Regions from separate parts of the Homo sapiens genome. Here region 1 is linked to region 2. A link is a loop called in an ENCODE intact Hi-C map of the cell type or tissue named here. Cell type or tissue: Caco-2. All regions are shown on one strand. Each heading gives the region's core, and the rest is flanking DNA. Links, peaks and the distances in the headings are about the cores only.

Region 1 (5,365 bases), core at 218-5,217, 110 kb before region 2:
GCTACTTACCTGACCCCGGGGCTTCCTCTGATCTCTGGAACAGAGATCAGAAGTGATATCTAAACCAGGTTGTGGGAAATGAGGGACAGACAGCTTTGGATGGGGTACTTAGTGCAGCTCCGGGAGGCAGCTGCTGGCCCCAAGTGCTGGGAGCAGAGGGCGGATGGGATGGCCCGCTTCACTCCTGGTGGGGGCAGGGGCCAGCAGGTGGACACATGACAATGGGGATGTGCTCGTTCCTTTTGTGCCTGTGTCTGAACCAGATGTAGCACCTTCCTTCTGAAGTACCCTGAGAGCTGCGGGGGCTCAGCTTCCCCTGGGCTGGGTGGGGAAGAAAGGGCAGGGGATGGGGATGGTTATTGCTTTGTTGTGGCCAGAAGAAACAGGTGGAAGGAAAGAGCTTGCCCAGGGCCACAGAGGCTGCAGAAGGGATTACAACCCAGCTTCCCACACCTCAGGCTGGAACCTGTTCTATTGAGTGGAAGAGACTTTTCTAATCCTAAAGAATGAAACTAGAAGAGGGCTGAGAGAAGCCGCAGGTCCAGCCAACAGACACAGAGCTCATTGTCTTTCCTTTTCCCACCTCAGGGACCAGGAAGGAGGCGCTGGCCTGAAACTACAGTGGCCCCATGGATGGTGGTGGGAAAGCTGGAGCGTCCCCCTTTGGTTTGTCTGAGCTGCCTTGGAGGGTGGCAAGTGTCCTCTGGGAACTGAGGGAGGGGACGTCAGGCTGGGTGACCCTGGAGGGCACCCCTGAGGCCTAGAGAGGACTCTACTCCCAAAAAGCCTTGTGTCAGGCCTGATCTGGGAGATGTAGCTGCCTCTCTGCTTTCTGGGAAGCCAGTGGGATCATATTCTATAGAGATCTGAGGATGGCTGGACACTCGGGAAGGGCCTGGTCACCAGTGAAGTCAAATCCCAAAGGTGACACACTGAGGGGAGGCTCAGCCCCGGGGCCCCCATCCCCTTCACCCCACTGCCTCTGCCCCCAGGGAGGTGAGGGAGGGCTGGGACCCACGGAGGAAACAGCCAAGGCCCTACTTTTTCACGATCCTTTATTAATCAGAACAGGCCTTGCCACAAAAAGCAGGGCCCATTCCCACAAAAATATGATTTTGCAAAGAGGAAATCTTGCTGGCTTAGAGGGTATGTGTGGTGGAAAAATTTTGTATGGTTCTTTTTTTCCTGTTTTTTTTTTTTCTTCAGTTTTTCTTCATTTCTCTTCGCTGCAAAATTTTTTTTTTTGTGATGGTGGGTTTTTGTTTTATTTTTTATAAAACACTTGCACTCAAGAACATACAAACAGTGGCCACCAATCCCCACCCCTGGGGCTCCGGGGAGCCCCCCTGGCTTGTTTGTGGCTGTTTTCCTCTGTCCCTTCCCTGGCATCTGGTGCCAGAGGGCAGGTGCGGGGGTCCTGGGGCGGGTGGAATTTGTACAGCACTTTCATGGGGAGATGGTCACAAGAAAGGAAACCAGGACAAGATAAGGACTAAGTCTAGGGCACCCACAAAGATGGCAGACGAAGCCCATGAAAGGGCCTGCGACAGAGTGAAGAGACGGATGGGCCTGCGTTGGCCTCAGCTAGCTCTGGAGGCTCTGTGGGGGAGGGGCAGGTGGGCCTTGCAGTCAGGATTCGGTAATTACACTTTGCTCACGGGTAGCACCTTCGGAGTCCTCCTGCCTTGACCCCCAGGTCAGGTGATGGTGGCCTCACAACCTCCCCTATGAGGTAGGTGAAGTATTATTACCATCATTTTACAGATGGGGAAACCGAGGCCCAGGGAGTGCGGGTGACTTGCCCAAAGTCCTGGGATGGTGGCAAGGCTCCGGTGCCCTCCCCCCACCCTCAAGTTCCCCCATTCTCTGCTCTCCTATTGCCCTAGACCGCCCCCGCCCCATCCCATACCACCCTTACCTCCCGTGCTAGCCTACCCGGCCCTCGGCCCACCGCTTGCCGCCCCAACATAGCATCCCAGAGCTCCACCTGCACGTGGTGGTGGTGGGGCGCTGGGGAAGCCCAAGCCTGGTCGCTAATGTGCCTGGGTGGGGTCTGGTTGGGAAGAGACCCCTGCCAGGAGATGCTCTCTGCATAGGATTGGCTAAGAGCTCTGTGGGCGGGGCTCGGGAAAAATGGGGAGCCGTTGCCCCGCCCACTCGATACAAGTTGGTTGGATCCCCAGGGCGAAGGCGCCTGGAAGGTGGGGGCTGGCTCACTGGGCGGTCTTCCGCGGGGCAGGCGGGTGGTGGGGGGACAGGAAACCGAGGCGGATCCAAGAGAGGAGTGGAGAAGGGCAGATCCCCTCCTCCGCTCAAGACTTCCCACCACACTCTCTCCCACGTCCACGAGGCCTCGGGGTCGCTGCCCTCCCGTCCCGGCTGGGGGCCGCTCCCCAGCCCGCCAAAGAGGAGGATGCAGTTGGGGCCGACCCCATTTTAAGCAAAGCTACAATATAGAAACATTTGGATTTACAAGGAACGTGGGTGACTATTTGCTTTACATTAGCATTCTTCACTCTACAAAACGATTCACCTACTATGTATGATGTTCCTCCAGATCCCAGGGAGAGGAAATGGTGGGGGTGTGCGATTTAATTTCAGAAAATTTCGGTATGGGCAAAAGGCGACCCGTCTACTGCAGCAAGCAGAATGCTCAGCTCAAGGGGAAGCCGTTCGAAGGAAAATGGTTCCCAAATGCCAATGGTCTCCCCACGCCCTGGATGTGGGGACCCTATCCAGAGTCCCCTTCTTCTCTTTGGGGTGTCACAGGCCCATCCAGAGTGGAACTGGGGGCTAAGACCACGGCCACAGACTGTGGGGGCCTGGCGCCACCTGGCGGTAGTTCTGGGAATGTCAGGCCCAGGCTCGTGGACCCCCAGGATTGGAGGCTTTGTCACCAGCTGGGTCTTGTATCAATACCAGGACCAGCGTGGGGATGAGAGGGCTTAAGCAGGGATCAGCCTGAAATCTGCCGTCTCCAAGGGGAAGCCAGTTTTAGTCTCATCAGTGGCCGAGGCAGAGAAACCACAGCTTCTTTGTGTGTGGCAACCTCAGAACTCACAGAATCCTGGTCTTTTCCCTGCCTCCTTTCCCTGCACTGTGAGTGAGTCGGGCAGAAGGAGCTGCTCCCGGGGACCAGGGAGTGGGGAAGGGTGAGAAGACAGTCCTGGAGAAGGTCAGGTGATGGACGATCAGAGACCACGCACGATGAGACGGAATGAATGGAAGGTCTACAAGCATTGGGGGATGGAGGGGTGGAGGAAAGAAGGGTGGAGGTCTGCACAGGCAGGGAGAGATGAGGAAGGGCAGGCAAGCTGGAAAGCATGGAGAATAGGGCAGATGTGGCTGCGTATGAGGTGTGGGAAGCTGGCGGGGGGTCTTTTGATGAAGGAGTTAGGGCAAAGCTAGTCGGGGCTCGGGACCCCCTGAGAAGGAAGGGAGATGAGTCCTGGTGGAATGCTATGCACACAGTAGGTGCCTAAAAGGTGTGAGTCAGTGTTCAAGAGATGAAATTGCTGAGGAGGGAACTACTTCAGATTCTGAGCAGAGGGGGGCACCAAGGGGAGAAGGGGAGGAGACGGGGGGATGGCAGGAGGCAGCCCAGTTCTCAGCCCAGCTCCAGCAACTGCAGCTCTTCTGTTTCTGACCTCTGCCTCACCCGACCCCACTCAGCCCTATGGGCCTCTCCTCTCACACCCCCGGCCTCCAACCCTGCCTGGCCTTCACAAAACCTGCCTTCTCTGTATAGTCCTCCGCATTTCCAGGCCTCTGTCCCCACGCACACACACAATGGACACAACACGAGTACAAAGGGCCACAGCTCCAGGACCCAGGAGCGGGCTATATACTATCCTCGACATTCAGGGCCCAGCCGGCACCTGAAACTGCCCTGGGGATGGGCCTCTCCTGGCCAGGCCGGGGCCAAACGCCTCAGCCTCCCCTCCCCGGGTCCACATCGGGGGCTGGAGAGGGAGTGGCCTCTCTCCACTCCAGGTGCTGCCTTAAAGAAAATGGGGGACCATGCCCACCTGGCGGGCCTCTGGAGGGGTCTGCCTGTCTGGCCGTCTGGCTCTCGAGCTCCCCCAACTTCTTTAGTATTAGTAAGTCAGGAAGAAAAGGGGCAAAGCAGGAAAATGCCTCCCAGAGCCCCTTCCCCGGAGCTGGACTGTGGGGGATGGGGCTGGTACTTCCTAGAAACGGGGCCCAGTTGAGTCCTGGGACCCCTCCCTGGCTGAGCCCTCAGGGTCCTCCCCTCCCTATGGCAGGGGGCTCAGGCCGGGCGTTGTGCATAAAGTGGTGAGGGCATGATGGGGACCTGGGCCCTCGGCCCCCTGGGCCTCCCTTGGCCCCACTCAGGCCTTCAGCTGGTGCCACTGGGCCACGGGCTGCCGGGGACGGGCAATCATGTCCTTCCAGTGCTTCACCTCCCCTGGCCCGCTCTTCCAGGACAGGTAGATCTGGGGAGAAAGGGGAGACGATGGCATCGGCACAGGCTCCAGGGCACTGGCCCTTTCCCCCACAGGGGTGACACCCCAACTCCACCATGATACCCTAGCCTGTGGCCCCCCAGCCTCCACATGCTGTGACAACCTACCCCACAGAGGCGCTCTCCTCCCTCCCCCAGTCAGCCTGATCTATTTTCCTGGTTGTCTACCCCCACACCCCCAAGCCTGGGCACGCCAGGCCTCTCGGAATTAGACTGCCAACCTATTTTGCAGTGGGGTCTGGAAGGTGGGGTTGGAGGCAGCTTGTCTCCATGGCCTTCCCTGCCCTATCTGTTGGGTGATGTCCAGCCCCCCTGAATTATAATCATTCCCAACTCCTGGGCACTTGCTACATGTGAGTACTGAGCTAGGGACTTCATACACATAGATCATCAAATCCTACAACTGTGAGGTAGGATTATATGATTATCTCCATTTTTCAGATGGGGAAACTAAGGTACGAAGAGTTAAGAGACTTACCCACAGTCACAGGGTTTATAAGTGGTGCAGAGGGATTGAAATCCAGGTCTTTGGAGCTCTATGCTACCGGCCTAATCCTGCTTCGCAGCCTCACCCGGCTGCATGCATGAATCCCTCCGGAACCCCCAGGATTGGCCCAGCTGACCTCAGCTTTGGGACTTGGGGGTGATTAAGAGTATGAGCATTGGAGAAAAAACAGGTACATGGGGCCTTCTATAGGACACCCGGCCAGTATTCCTTAAGACCGTTAAGATCATAGAGAATGGGAAAGACTGAGAAACTGTCAAGGGCCAGAGGGGACAGGGGAGACATGCCTATTAAATGCAATGTGGTGTCCTGGATTGGATGCTGGGACAGAAGGAGGACATTAACGGAAAGACTGGTGAAATACAAATAACGGC
Region 2 (5,365 bases), core at 253-5,252:
CTGTACTCCAGCCTGGGCGACAGAGCAAGACTCCATCTCAAAAAAAAAAAAAAAAAAAAAAAGACGTATAAAATTCTGAGGTTCTTCTTTCGAGGCTAATTCCTTTCCTGTATGTGCTTAGGTTATGTTCATCTGAAGGAAAACTTAAGAAACTGTGTGGTAAACTATAATATAGAAGTTTATTTTTCTCTCGAGTAAACAATATTTGGAGGTTCTGGTCCAGGGCTGGTGTGGCAGCTCCACAAACATCAGAAACCCAGATCACTTCCTTCTTGTGGCTTGGTCATCCTTAACATGGGGCTTCTACCTCATGATCCAAGATAGCTGCTCCTGCTCGAGCAATCACATGCATATTCCTTTCCAGCAGAAAGGGAGAAGAGGTAACAGGGTGCAACCTGCTGCCTCTGAGTGGCACTTCTTCTTACAACTTATACACATGGCCATACCTGGCTGTAAGGGAGGCTGGGAAATGTAGCTTGTATTTCAGGGGGTTGTTTGCCCAGCAAAAATCAGGGGTTCCGTGGCAAAGAAGACAGAACAGATGTTGGGGAATAGTTATAGTCTCTGGCACACCATGGTATTCCTCCATTCCACGGGGAAAGATGGCCATGTACTTTCTGGTACTCTGCTCCAGGTGACCTTGTTCTTGTATGTTACATGTTCTTGTGTGTTACTCTTTTTTTTTTTGAGATGGGATCTTGCTCTGTTGCCCAGGCTGGAGTTCAGTGGCACAATCTCAGCTCACTGCAACCTCCGCCTCCCAGGTTCAAGCGATTCTTTTGCCTCAGCCTCCCGAGTAGCTGGGATTAGAGGTGTGCACCACCACGCCCAGCTAATTTTTGTATTTTTAGTAAAGACAGGGTTTCACCATGTTAGCCAGGCTGGTCTCGAACCCCTGACCTCAAGTGACCACCTGCCTCAACCTCCCCAAGTGCTGGGATTATAAGGCGTGAGCCATTGCACCCGGCCTTGTGTGTTACTCTTTTTTTTTTTTATTATACTTTAAGTTTTAGGGTACATGTGCACATTGTGCAGGTTAGTTACATATGTATACATGTGCCATGCTGGTGCGCTGCACCCACTAACTCGTCATCTAGCATTAGGTATATCTCCCGATGCTATCCCTCCCCCCTCCCCCCATTGTGTGTTACTCTTAACTCCTCACCACAAAACCAGAACGGCCCTGAGACCAAGACTCAGGTCTCCAGAACAAAGCCCTTAGCCTGACATTCAGGGCCCTTGGCCACTGGGTCTCAGGAACTGCCGCAGTCCCTTGCAGCCTGTGTCCAGCCTCTCAGAGCCACCTGCCTGCTCCATTCCTTGCTTCCCCAGACTGTTCCTTCTGCCTGAATGGCCCTCCTGGACCTCCAATGCCAGGGGCACTCCTATCCAACCTCGAAGAGATTGCTCTGTCAGTGCAGCCTTGCAGGGCCTCGCTGGGGGAGAATCAGAATTCCTTTCTCCTGCCCTCCCTTGGGCTTCCGGAGCCTTCCGTCATCCTCTATTTATAGTTCAAGTCAGGTGCCCCTGGACATGTTGCTGGGAGGGAAGGGCCTCAGCTGGGAGAGCCGGTTCTGTGACCTGCTGGGGAAGGGCTGGGATTTTCCAGGATGCCTCCTCTAGCCCTATAGTCCCCTTGGCTACCTCTGTCTACGGGGAAATGGAGCCCCCTACCTGGACAGCCTTAATCCGGTGCACCTGGTGGCTGCTTGTCTCCTTGGCTTTGCTGTGAGCCCTGGGGCCTGGGGATGGGCTTCTCTCCAGCCCTGGGCCTGCTCCTGCCTCTGCTGTGGTGAGGTGACCTGAGTAACGGGTTGGGTTAGGTGGTCTCTATGTTGGTAGGGGTCTCAGTAGGGTCAGGCTTGCTCTAGGAGAGAGTCACAGTTGCTAGAGTTGAGTATAGAGGGCAGGAACCAGCTGTAACTTTGCAAAGCTCTGTCCTGGGATGCTCGGCTTCCCTCCTGTTGTCCTCCACCTTCCAGAAAGCCCAGCAGGGAGAGATGAGCACTGTGTCCCCAAACTCAATGTCACTGTCACCTCCCCTCACCCAGCCCAGCCACTCCCCGTCAGCTCCAGACCAACTCGGAATACTCGGGAAGGTTGATCCTTCGACTTCCTCAAGCCATTGCTCAACATCCCCCAATCACAGCCTCCCCAACTCCCATCTCCAAAGGCCTCCTTCCTCCCCAGATCCCCGGCTGTCACCATCCTCATTCTTCTAACAAGCTGACAAACTTGAATTCTGAGCGAGCATGACCTGGGGTCTTGGGCCTGAGCCGCAGCCCTCTGCCTCCACCCCATCCCCCACTTACATGCCCACTTTCAGATACAGACACGGACCCTGATGCCAAGGACATCCACTGGCTGAATGCCTCCTCCTGCCCTTTCACGAGCTCCCATGCCTGGCCCTGACTACCTGCACGCAGCCCTGGACCCTCAAGTGACTGTAGGAACCCCCTCTACGAGACTCAGCCCTTTTGCCACCAGTGGGACTTGCAGGCCCAGCTGACCAGCACCTTCTTGCCTGCTGTGGGCCATGTGACCGACGGAATCCCACCACATCTGCCGTGAGCCTCGCCTGAATCAGGACCAAGTTTAGGTTTTCAGAATCAGACGGACGTGACTATGTGACCTGGGGCAAGTGACTAACCCTCTCTGAGCCTCTGACATTTATAGCTGACTCCAATCTGATACATGGGCTCCCCAGGGGCCTGAGGAGGGAAGGTTTGAAACCTCACTCTTCCCTCCCTTGCCCTTGGAAGGTGAGAGCAGGAGGCTCCTTCATGGAGGTGGCTAGGATGGGGAGGGAGGACCAGGAAGCTTCCTGACCTTGCCCCAGGAGCTGGCAGCCCCCAGTCCCACCTTGTCCAGAGATCACTCAGGGGAAACCACTCTGGCTGAGGGATTCAGGTGCTGGTGCCAACTAGGAGAAGCAGTCTAGGGCGCCTCCCAGTGGACACCAAGGGAACGTCTATTCTGGCTGGCCCTTGGTCCAGCCCTGTGATTTTAGCCCTTGGCATGCAGTCAGGCTCCAGTACTGACCCCAGCACCAGCAGTGGCAAATTGCACCTCATTTGAGGAATCTCAGTTTCCTCTTCCACAAAACGGAAATAATGATAACATCACCACACAAGACCACAGTGAGGCTTCCTTCGGACGACCCAGGCGACCCGCCTTCCACACTAATGTTTTCCAGGTCTAGAGAGGCCAGGGCTTGCCTGGGGACCACAGTGAGATGTGGTGAGGAGCCAGGGGTTCAGGCTCTCAGGCTCCTGGTCCACTGCTCTTTCCACTGCTGGGAGGTGCCTCAATGTAACCTTGGACTCTCCAGGCCTATTAACTCCTCCGTGTAGCTCTGGAAGTTTTCAGATGTTTTAGTGCTATTAACATGCCTGTCCCAGGAACAAGCTTACAAATGCATCCAATTAACCTTCTGCCAACAATTCTGGGACGTGATTTCTTTTCCAGCCTTTGCAGGGAGATCTCTCTTCCCATCTCCTTCCTGGAAGACAGAAGCCTTGTGCGAGCCCCTTGTGTGATGTCACCCCAGCTAGGGCCACCGGACGTTGGTCCTCAGCAGGGAGACTTTGGGTCCTCCACCAGGACCCAGGGCTGACCTGCATGGCCAGGCCCCATGGCCTGGGTAGAACCTTGTTTCTGCTCCAGGTAAGGAATTGCAGGGGTGAGGGTGTGTGGAGGAAAGGGGCCTCCACAGTGGGGAAGGGGGCTACAGAGGGAATCCCAGCCCCAGCCCCAGCCCCAGAGGACCCATTTATTTGCTCTCTAACTGTGGTGAAGGGGCCCTTTCTGAAATGCAAGCAGCTCCCGAGTTCCTCTACGGCAGTGTCGGGCTGGTGCTGGGCATTGAGCGGGGCAGGAGAGGAATTCAGCCACGCCAGGTGCTGTGGCTGTGCCGCGGGCTATTTTCACGTAGGCCGTGTGTTCCTCCGGAGGTGGCTGGCCGTGGGGCTCCTGGAATTGTGGGCTGGAGCCCTCCTGCTCCCTCTGGCTGGGTCTCTATTGCTGTAGCCCCTAGAATCACCTCTTACAGCCTTGAAAGGCCCAGGGGGACTTGACTCTGAGGCTAGGAACCCTCGGGTGGGAGGGACGTGTTCATAAACACATGCACACTGTGCCATACTAGCTTTTAGACAGACAAAGACAGAGACTGGGTGACCACATGACCTTCAGGACTCACACAACAACACACACACACACACACAAGGGTGAGGGCAAAGGAGAAGCGCCCAGGCAGGCCCTGGGGGAGGGGGGCGGAGAGCCAAGGGTATGAACTGTGAACAATTAGTGGGAGCCATAGGGCCCCTGGGGGAGCAGAGAAGGAACATGTCCCCCTTCCCGACCGGATGGCCTTGCCCAAGGCCCCCACCAAGCAGTGGGGGGTGGGGCAGGGGGTGGGGAGTGAGGACAAGGGCCTGAAGCTGGTAACCTGCCCCTGGGCGAGATGGCTCTGGGAGGCGATGGAGACGCTCACCCCCTCCCTGCTTCCCAGCTGAACTGGACTTTCACAGTCTCTCTGCTCTTTCCTCACCGCCTCTTCCCACCCTCACCTTTCCCTCTTCTCCCAGCTCACCTAGCCCCTGCCCGCACTGAGGGGGACATAGCCCCCAACACCTCCTTGGCTTTGCAGATGCTATCCCCCTTGCCTGGAATCCCCCTGCTGCCACCGCCTTTTGCCTTCACCCCACTCTCCTGACAAACACCAGCTCACTTGCAAGGCCCAGCTCAACGCCTCTTTCTCTGAGAAGGCTTCCCACCACCTCTCTCCTCCTGGCAGAATTCATCTGTGTTCCCCAGTGCTCCCGGGGCCCTTGCACAGACCTCTGCGGCTCCAAAGGCTTCCTGCTGTAATACTCTGTGCACACAGCTGAATCCCTGACTCCACTCTGCTGAGAAGGTTGTGCTTTTTTCTATTTTGTACCGAGGGCAACGGGAGGCCATGGAACAGTTTCAAAGGAGCTATGCAACAGGATTAAATTTGTGCTTTGAAAGATCACCGGGGCAGCCGCGTGGCAGACGAAGGCAGGGAGAGGACAGAGGCAGGGAGAGGACGGAGGCAGGGAGAGGGTACAGGAGGCTTCTGTCATTGTCCAGAATGGAGTCTCAGCCGTGGAGACGGAGGTGGAGGTGGGAGAGGTGGAAGGATTCCAGAGATATTTGGAGGAAAGCTTCCCCCTGGCCAGTGGTCCCCAAGCCTGGCTGTGCACCCAAATTCCCCGGGCAGATTTTAAAAAAATAGGTTTCTGGGGTCTACTCAAGATGCCCTTAAACGGGATCTCAGGGGCTAGAGCCAGAATCTGTTTTTTTGTTTTGTTTTGTTTTGTTTTGTTTTGTTTAGATGGAGTCT

What was found. Peaks named below come from ENCODE experiments on the same cell type or tissue, not always from the same donor. Only the 100,000 strongest peaks of a DNase experiment are listed, where the experiment ranks them.
Region 1: it touches region 2 in a loop (4-fold over the local background); 10 of 110 quality-filtered maps call a loop at or near these places.

Annotation. Positions count from the first base shown.
Region 1 is chr11:61,514,275-61,519,639 of GRCh38, forward strand. SYT7 (synaptotagmin 7) reads right to left here. Exons shown (of 13, transcript NM_001365809.2): 13 at 1-4,457. The coding sequence ends at 4,353. Among named protein-coding and RNA genes, the nearest start is that of LRRC10B, 8.2 kb to the left of the region's middle. In Caco-2, for the core only: CTCF peaks have their summits at 2,837 (motif pointing left) and 3,037; no DNase peak of the experiment used is centred there.
Region 2 is chr11:61,625,374-61,630,738 of GRCh38, forward strand. It overlaps the pseudogene RPLP0P2. Among named protein-coding and RNA genes, the nearest start is that of SYT7, 47 kb to the left of the region's middle. RefSeq lists enhancers at 791-1,353, 1,354-1,914, 3,270-4,251 and a silencer at 2,784-3,078. In Caco-2, for the core only: a CTCF peak has its summit at 2,964 (motif pointing left); DNase peaks (open chromatin) are centred at 1,568 and 2,928.